Linked DNA regions of Homo sapiens: region 1 is linked to region 2. Evidence: chromatin contacts called from ENCODE Hi-C data. All regions are on one chromosome and are shown on one strand. The core of a region is the stretch at or near the end of the contact, and the rest is flanking DNA. Distances in the headings are between cores, read along the strand shown. Region 1 holds the start of PRPH2 (peripherin 2). Region 2 overlaps PTK7 (protein tyrosine kinase 7 (inactive)).

Region 1 (4,482 bases), core at 385-2,884, 420 kb before region 2:
TTACTTTTACATATGCCAAGAATACTTTAGAAATGCTTTATCACATTGCACTATCATGACTCGCTAAGTAAACACCAGCAAGCATTTAATGAGTACCTGCTGCATGCCAGCTACCAGGCAGGGCTAGGAGGTGACTTCCAAAATTACCTATTCTATTCCAGTGCTCATTTAAAAGATGGGCAAGCCAAAGCGCAGAGTGACTAGTGACCTGCCCAAGGTCACAAGACCTTGAACAACAGAACCAAAACTTCACCCTAGATCTCATGACTTCCCCTTCCTATGCTCTTTCCAACATATCCAGACAAACATCTTGGGAATGGATGCTCAGGGTTGAAAGGTTGGAAAACAAGGGAACTAACTAGGAAATTTAAACTTCTGGGACTGAATCCATCTACTTTGAATGAATGGGACAAATAGCCAAATAGTACCTCAGTGTTTGTGATCTATGAATGACTTCCATCCCTCTGTATAAAGTGGACACACATTGCTGCCTGGCTCTTCATCCCAAGGGGCTCCTATCCAAACAGCTTATATAAATTGATACCTTCCTACCACCTTAGCCAATGTTAGGTTGAACCCTATGAAGTTGTCATTTTTTATGGGTCAAAGAGGTAGAATATTAGCAATTTCATATGGTTCCACCTGATACACCCTCACATACGCAGCAATAAGTTGTGCACCCGATGGAGAGGAAAAGGCACTGGGTGCGGGGAGAGGGGCTGGTCAGAGGCCTGAGCCTCAGTGTCCCCAATATATTCATAGCTCTGACCCCAGGACTGGAAGCCACTCACTCTTTGACTTCTTTGGAGGAAAAGTCCAGGTAGCGATTGCTGATCCACTGAATCTCAAACCAGTCCCGAAAACCGTTGTTGCCGCAGCATTTGAACTCGATCTGCAGCATGTCGATGGTCTTCTTCATGAAACACCTGCCAGGGGTGTCTGTGTCCCGGTAGTACTTCATGCCGTTCTTGAGCCCTTGGCCCAGGGTGTTCTCCAGCGAGCCCCGAAGCAGAAAGCAGCAGAGAGCCACAAGGAAGAGGATGATGTTGAAGAGAACACAGATAGCCAGGTACGGCTTCAGCCAGGGCTTCCATCTGGCATACTTGGCTGGGTCCAGGGCGTCGTAGCAGATCTTCCCAGCCAGCGAGTTGAAGACACAGGATAGCACCCCCATCCCTATCAATGAGTTGGGCACAAAATGGCTCTCAGAATTATTCATCACATCGCTCCTCTTTCGGAGTTCAATCTTCAGGAACAGTCCTAGGCTGAAGATGATGATGCCAGCCAACACGGAGAACCAGTTCATGAGCCAGAGCCCTTGGGCCAACTTGACCCGCTTCTTCTGGTCAAACTTGACTTTCAGTAGCGCCATGCTTGCCAAGTGTAGTCCGGGTTGCTTCCCACAGCACAGCTCCCACCCCAAACCTTAACGAGCCCAGAGGCGGAGACTTAGGGCCTTGGGAAAAGTGCAGATGGCCCAAGCTGTAGGGAGCTGCCCTGGGGGCTACCCATGTCGAGTCCCACTAGCCTGGGATCCCCGTGAATGCAGTAGTGGTGGCAGGGGTCTCGGAATCACAGCTTGAGCAGGGGATAGTCCTGGTCCTGGGCGTTGTTTCTTCAGCGCCCTTCCCAGCCAAGAAGGGGCAGCCTGAACGCTGCAGATTAAAAGTGGGATCCACAAGACATTTTGCTAATCTCTTTAGCCAGGTTCATCCCATTAGATAAAGCCATGCCACTCTCAAAACATGGTCAAAAGCAGCCTCCAGGTACATGCTGAACCAGAAAGCTCTGGGTACAGCTTGGAGAATCAGGAGCAAAGGGCAAGACTGGCCAGAAGAATGGGCTGTATCTGGATGTCTGGCTCAGACCGTGTTGCTCCCCAAAAGCATATTTCCAGGCCAATCTCCTTCAACATTTAAAACTTTCTGTAGGACAAATAAATTGTTATCCTCTCTGAGAAAAGAAATGACAGGGCCAGGCACAGTGGATCACGCCTATAATCCCAGCACTTTGGGAGACCAAGTTGGGTGGATCACTTGAGCCCAGGAGTTCAAGACCAGCCTGGGCTACATAGGAAGACCCCATCTCCACACACACACACACACACACAAAAAAAAAAAAAAAAAAATTAGCTGGGTATGGTGGCATGCACCTGTAGTTCTCCCAGCTACTCTGGAGGCTGAGGTGGCAAGATCACCTGAGCCTGGGGAGTTCAAGGCTGCACTGAGCCATGATCGTGCCACTGCACTCCAGCCTGGGTGACAGAGTGAGGCCCTGTCTCAAATTTTAAAAAGACAAAGAAAAGAAGAGAAGAAGGAAGGAAAGAAAGAAAGTGACAGATCGTGAGAAAACATTTGCAACTTGTAAAATTAAAAAGTAATATACAGTGGCCAGGCATGGTGGCTTATGCCTGTAATCCCAGTACTTTGGGAGGCCAAGGCAGGTGGATCGCTTGAGCCCAGGAGGTGGAGGTTGCACTGAACTGAGATCCCCACATTGCACTCCAGCCTGGGTGACAGTGAGACTCTGTCTGGAAAAAAAAAAAAAAGAATTAATATGCAAAAATGTTTTAAGTCTCACAAATTCACAATAAACAAAAATTCACAATCAAAAGACCAATAATCAACTGGAAAAATAGGCAAAAACCAGGAACAGACAATTCATAATTAGGAAACTTGAAAAGTCCAATAATCTGGAAAAGATCTCAACTTGGGTAATAAGCAGGAAAATGCAAATCCAAACAACAATAAAATACCAAACTTGGCCGGGCACAGTGGTTCACACCTGTAATCCCAGCAGTTTGGAAGGCCAAGGTGGGTGGATCACTTGAGGTCAGGCATTCAAGACCAGCCTGGCCAACATGGTGAAACCCTGTCTCTACTAAAAATACAAAAATTGTCTGGGTATGGTGACAGGCACCTGTAATCCCAGTTACTTGTGAGGCTGAGGAAGGAGCATCAATTGAACCCGGGAAGTGGAGGTTGCAGTGAGCCAAGATTGCGCCATTGCACTCCAGCCTGGGTGACAAGAGTGAAATGACGTCTCAAAAAAAGAAAAAGACCAAACTCGATCCATCAAATTGAATGTATGTCAAAATTCTGTCACCATACATCAACAAAGAGAGTGGAAGTAGAAGTGTACACTCTTGGTGAATCTGTACATTTATTATTATTATTAATTAATGGATTATTTCTTACAGTAGTTTTAGGTTTACAAAAAAATTGAACAGAAAATACAGGGAGTTCCCATTATTCTCCATCTCCCCAACCAGTTTCTCCTCTAATTAATATCTTGCATTAATGTGGTACATTTGTTACAATTAATGAACCAATATTGATGCACTATTATTAACTAAAGTCTATAGTTTACATTAAGGTTCAGTCTTTGTGCATATAATTCTGTCACTTTTGCCAAATGCATAATGTCATGTATTCATCATTATTGTATCATACAGAATACTTCCACTACTCTAATAACCTGCCATGTTCTGCCTATTCATTCCTCCTTCCCTCACTCCTCAGCCCTGGGCAACCACCGTCTAGATCTATAGTTTTGCCTTATCTAGAATATCTTACAGTTGGAATCATACAACATGTAGCCTTTTCAGACTGGCTTCTTTCCCTTAGCAATATATGTGATTAATGATTCTCTGTATCTTTTCACGGCTTAATAGCTCATTTCTTCTTATCACTGAATAACGTTTCATCACATGGATGTACCACGGTTTATTCCTTCACCTATCAGAGAATATCCTGGTTGATTCCAGTTTTTGACAATTATGAATAAAACTGCTATAAACATCCACGTGCAGGTTTTTGCTGAAAAATTTTCCATTCATCTGGGTAAATATCTAGGAGCACAATGGCTAGATTACATAGTAAGACTATGTTTAACTTTGTAAGAAACTGCCAATCTGTCTTGCAAAGTGACTGTACAATTTTGCATTCCTACCAGCAATTTTTACTTCATGTCCTTGCCAACATTTGATATTGTCAGTGTTTCAGATTTTAACCACTGTAATAGGTGTGTAGCTGCATCTTGTTTGAATTTGCAGTGCCCTAATGACATTTGATCTTTTCATGTGTCATGTGCTTATTTGCCATCTGCATATCTTCTTTGGTGAAGTGTCTGTTCAGCACTTTTGCCTGCTTTTATTTCTTTTTGAGTCAGGATCTATCTATGTTGTCCAGGCTGGTCTCCAACTACTATTCTCAAGCAATCCTCCCACCTCAGCCTCCTGAGAAGCTGGGATTACAGGTACCTGCCACAATGCCCAGCATGCTCACTTTTTAATAATGTTGTTTGTTTTCTTTAGAGTGTAAAGTTTTACAGCCCTTTGGAAGGGCAATTTAGCTATACCTATTACAATTTTCAAAAAAAAATTTTAGCGACGGAGTCTTGCTGTGTTGCCTAGGTTAGTCTCAAACTCCTTGGGCTCAAGCAATCCTTCTGCCTCAACCTCCCAAATTGCTGAGATTACAG
Region 2 (4,616 bases), core at 1,133-3,632:
TTATTTTTTAAAAGGTTGGACCAATTTTGACATTTCCACCTAGAGTGAGAGAGTACAGTTGTAGATTCTGAGGAGGAAGTAGGCTCCCTCTGCTCAGGTCTGGGGGAACTTTCTGGGAGAGGTGAGGCTTAAAATGGATCTACAGCCTGGGATGGTAAAGAGCGGGAATGGGCTCTAGGAGGGAGAAGTGATGGGCAGCGGAGTAGGAACAGGGCCGATCTGGGCCCAAACAGAGTCCGGTTTGGCAGACGTGGAATGTCACACAGGGCAGTAGGAGGAAGAGGTGAGACTGAAGAATTGGAAGAGGGGTAAATAACGGAGGGGCTTCTAACACTTGGCTCAGGAGTTTGGACTTTGCCTGTGGGTGGTCAGGAGCGATGGTGTGTTTTTGAGTAGAGGTGAGGGACTGAAGGCATTGCCAGCTGTCTGTGTAACCCTGATCCTTCCCATAATTTCCCTTTGTTACCCCTGCAGATGGGAGCAGCCTCCCAGAGTGGGTGACAGACAACGCTGGGACCCTGCATTTTGCCCGGGTGACTCGAGATGACGCTGGCAACTACACTTGCATTGCCTCCAACGGGCCGCAGGGCCAGATTCGTGCCCATGTCCAGCTCACTGTGGCAGGTGCGACCGTGGCAGGGCCCTGGGGCTGGGAGGGCCCTCTGGGGTAGCACCGTGTACCCTGCCAGCCCCTTGGCTTACCCCTCCCTGCGCCTCGCTGGTCTCTTTTCTTCCAGTTTTTATCACCTTCAAAGTGGAACCAGAGCGTACGACTGTGTACCAGGGCCACACAGCCCTACTGCAGTGCGAGGCCCAGGGGGACCCCAAGCCGCTGATTCAGTGGAAAGGCAAGGACCGCATCCTGGACCCCACCAAGCTGGGACCCAGGTAGGGCCACCTCTCTCCCACACCCGTCCCTCCTCTCCTGCAGCCCCCCTCCCTGCGAGCTGGCCAGCACTATGGCTTCTCCCCCGACAGGATGCACATCTTCCAGAATGGCTCCCTGGTGATCCATGACGTGGCCCCTGAGGACTCAGGCCGCTACACCTGCATTGCAGGCAACAGCTGCAACATCAAGCACACGGAGGCCCCCCTCTATGTCGTGGGTATGGGCTGGGGAGGGTTATGCTGCACAGGAAGTGGTGGGCCCAGACGTTTGTCACCTTGTACTCAGCCCCTGTGTACAGAACATGGCACAGAAGCCATTTTTGTGGCAGCGGTGGGGATTCGGCCGTCTCACCATGCTGCTGCACAGTCTTAGAGTCCTTGCTCAGAGCCGGGCTGTCGTTTATTTAACATCCAACGGTCGGTGTGTGTGTGTGTGTGTTGTGGGGGAGTGGGGGGGTGTTCTCTTCCTACAATGCTGCCTCCCAGGTTCCTGCAGCAGCCACACATATCTCTGGGTGGCTGGGGAGGAGGACCAGGTCAGAATGCAGTAGGACAAGGTTCTTTTCTCCAGGAGGCCCAGAGAGGATGATGGGTCAGGTAAAAGGCCCTGCACTTAACTCTCTGCCCCTGGGAGACTTATTTCTCCTCTGGGGACTTGTTTCTGCATCCACAGGTGAAAGTGGTTTAAATGAGAAGCTCTTAAACTTTCTTGGTTTGGCAGCAGAGTTATTTTTCTAGACAAAGTATAATGTGAAAGTTTAAATGGATGAAAATGAACTGAGGAGGCCCCCTTGGTGGGAGCCACTGGGGTGTGTGTGGCAGTTGGGGGATCCTGCATGGTCTCCCTTCATTCCCCTAATGCCTCTTGAGGCCCCTCAGTGTGGGCCATTAAAAGGCCCCTAGACCAGCAGATCCCTTCTACAGATCTGCTTATTGAAAAACCTGCTCTGTGCCAGGCAGTGCCTGGAATTCTAAACCTGAAGCTCCCAAATGCTGCTCTCCGGGGCCTGGCTCACATTATCAAGTCACTTGGGAAGCTTAACAAATAACGTGGGTTTGTGGTAGCTCCTTGACAGGTGTGCTTATCCGTGTCGCCTGTCTTGGCTTCCGATGCAAAGCCAGCTTGGGAACCCCTGGCCTCATCTCCTTCAGAGTCTTCGTTTGACCTTGGTGGGGCATGAGGACCTGCTGGCCCTTGTTAAAGCCAGTGAAGGTGGTGACCCTCCCGGGCCATCTGTTAAGTTGCCCTGTTGATGGGGTTGGGAGGAGTTAGTAGAGAAGCAGGGCTTCTTTTGCTTAGCAGCCCCTGCCCAGACCCATCTGTGTGTCTCTCAGACAAGCCTGTGCCGGAGGAGTCGGAGGGCCCTGGCAGCCCTCCCCCCTACAAGATGATCCAGACCATTGGGTTGTCGGTGGGTGCCGCTGTGGCCTACATCATTGCCGTGCTGGGCCTCATGTTCTACTGCAAGAAGCGCTGCAAAGCCAAGCGGCTGCAGAAGCAGCCCGAGGGCGAGGAGCCAGAGATGGAATGCCTCAACGGTGAGGGGCCCTGGACGGGGAGGTGGTGCCCGTGTGCGGGAGCTGAGCGCCCTCCCGCGGCCACGGAGGGGAGAGCGCCAGCACTCTGGAAACCGAGCGGCTGTTGCTGGGTCCTGGAGCTGGGACTGCCCCACCCCTAGCGGGAAGCCTGGAGTTGGATTCCCAGGGCCTCGTCTTCTGAGCAACCTGGCTTGAGACTTCTTCATTGGAGCCCCTTGGACCAGCTTCCTATGATTCCCTGCTGTTTCCTCCTCCCAGCACAAAACCACAGATATCATTAGTATATGTACACACGTTGCTGTTGCATGTCTTGTCTCCCTCTATGAGTCTAAGAGCTCCCCCAGGGGCAGTCTTTCTGTTTACTTCCCTTCTCCTATCCCCACTTCCTGGACTGGGAGCTCCTTGAGGTCATTGCTGGGTCTCTCCTATCAGCTCAGGTGTTCAGGAGCAGAGGTTGGGTCTCCATTATTGTGATTTTCCCTTTGTGCCTGTTTAGGGCTTTGCCCAATAGGAGGCCCCATGAAAGCAAAAATCCTTATGTGTAGCTATGGTATTAAGGACCAGTGATTCAGATTAGATGTCTGCAGTTGGCTTCATCTCAGAGGTCATAATCAGCTGCATCACTAAGGGGTCATACCCTAGGGGATAGCCATACATCCCCCACCCAGCCCCAGCCCCATTATTTCATCATTTGGGCTTGCCCTTTCATGTGGAGCACTGTGATTGGACCCAAGTTGGCAAGAGTGGAAGACCAGGGGACAGAACAGAAATCCCCATGGTGGCCAGAGTGTCAGGTCTCATCGTGACGCTCTTGTCCTCCTCCTTCCCAGGTGGGCCTTTGCAGAACGGGCAGCCCTCAGCAGAGATCCAAGAAGAAGTGGCCTTGACCAGCTTGGGCTCCGGCCCCGCGGCCACCAACAAACGCCACAGCACAAGTGATAAGATGCACTTCCCACGGTCTAGCCTGCAGCCCATCACCACGCTGGGTATGTTGCCTTGACTACAGCTGCCCCTGCCTAACTACAAGTCACCCGCTGTGTCTTGAGGCTGGGTACGGGCTAGTGTTCTGAAGTCCCTGAAACCTAGAATGTTAGAGGTGGAGGGAAGCATAGGTAGAGATCTAGCCCAGTGTGGCCCCAGAGCCTGTTATTCACTGCCCTTCGTGCAGATTTTGTCATTCCTGTGTACTACCTGTAGTATTATTTACTTGATGTTTTATTTAAATTGACTCTTTAAAAAAAAAAACTAAGTTACCATTGTTCTAGGAAAAAATATGAGAAATCATGGGTTTGTCATAGTTACGTTTTTTCCTAGCATACGTTAAGACATGTTTACCATGAGCCACCAAAAATTCTCATGCGAGTCACCCTTTGGAAAATGCTGAATATTAGTCCCACCCTTTTATTTTGTTGCTGCAGACACTGAAGCCTAAGGAGGGAGGGGGTCACAGCAGAACCGGGTCTCGTGCCCAGCCCAGGTGGGTGGGTCCCCACTGTGGGAGAGGCTAGGCCCCTCCCCCAGGTCAGGAGCTGCCTCGGCCTGGGTGAAGGTGGCTGGCTGACTCAGACTGTACCCACAGGGAAGAGTGAGTTTGGGGAGGTGTTCCTGGCAAAGGCTCAGGGCTTGGAGGAGGGAGTGGCAGAGACCCTGGTACTTGTGAAGAGCCTGCAGAGCAAGGATGAGCAGCAGCAGCTGGACTTCCGGAGGGAGTTGGAGATGTTTGGGAAGCTGAACCACGCCAACGTGGTGCGGCTCCTGGGGCTGTGCCGGGAGGCTGAGCCCCACTACATGGTGCTGGAATATGTGGATCTGGTATGCTGTTGGCAGGGGACGTGGGGGTCTCGGGTAGGGAGGGCAGTGTCCTACAAAGGTGGGAGTCAGTGGTTGGAGCACCGTGAAAACCTTGTCTCGTGCAGTCTCAGCCGAGACCTCACCTGCCTGCTGTTACACTTTGCCCACCTTATGATGCTCAGCTTCTGCCTTCCCTGCTCTTGGATGCCTGCTTTCCCTTTATCAGCACCCAGTCTTTCCATCTGTATCTCAGGGGCGTTGGTCCTAAGTTTTTCTGGGACTTCTCACTGTCACACTGCAGGGATGCCTTCCAGGTCATCTTCTCTGACTCTTGTTTTCTTTGGTTTGTTATTTTTTCCTCCCCAAAAGCTTGTCCCCACTTGAGAATAAATATATCA

The links. A loop is a pair of places that touch in the nucleus more often than their neighbours do. Pooled maps may share reads with other maps.
Region 1: a loop to region 2 is called in a map of CD8-positive, alpha-beta T cell, with 2.3 times the contacts of the local background. The contact joins the promoter of PRPH2 here to the enhancer-like site in region 2. A Hi-C loop is called at or near these places in 1 of 168 maps with a recorded cell type or tissue (CD8-positive, alpha-beta T cell) and 7 of 50 pooled maps.

Annotation. Positions count from the first base shown.
Region 1 is chr6:42,720,963-42,725,444 of GRCh38, forward strand. It overlaps PRPH2 (peripherin 2), which reads right to left and starts at 1,635. Exons shown (of 3, transcript NM_000322.5): 1 at 792-1,635. The coding sequence starts at 1,372.
Region 2 is chr6:43,141,194-43,145,809 of GRCh38, forward strand. PTK7 (protein tyrosine kinase 7 (inactive)) reads left to right here. Exons shown (of 20, transcript NM_002821.5): 11 at 475-624; 12 at 738-888; 13 at 979-1,106; 14 at 2,224-2,427; 15 at 3,258-3,413; 16 at 4,007-4,239. Among named protein-coding and RNA genes, the nearest start is that of SRF, 28 kb to the right of the region's middle. RefSeq lists an enhancer at 2,233-2,322. Within about 2 kb of position 2,383, at least 12 of the 41 ENCODE cell types and tissues checked have a DNase peak (open chromatin) inside an H3K27ac peak, as active enhancers do; they include CD8-positive, alpha-beta T cell, where a contact is called at or near this core.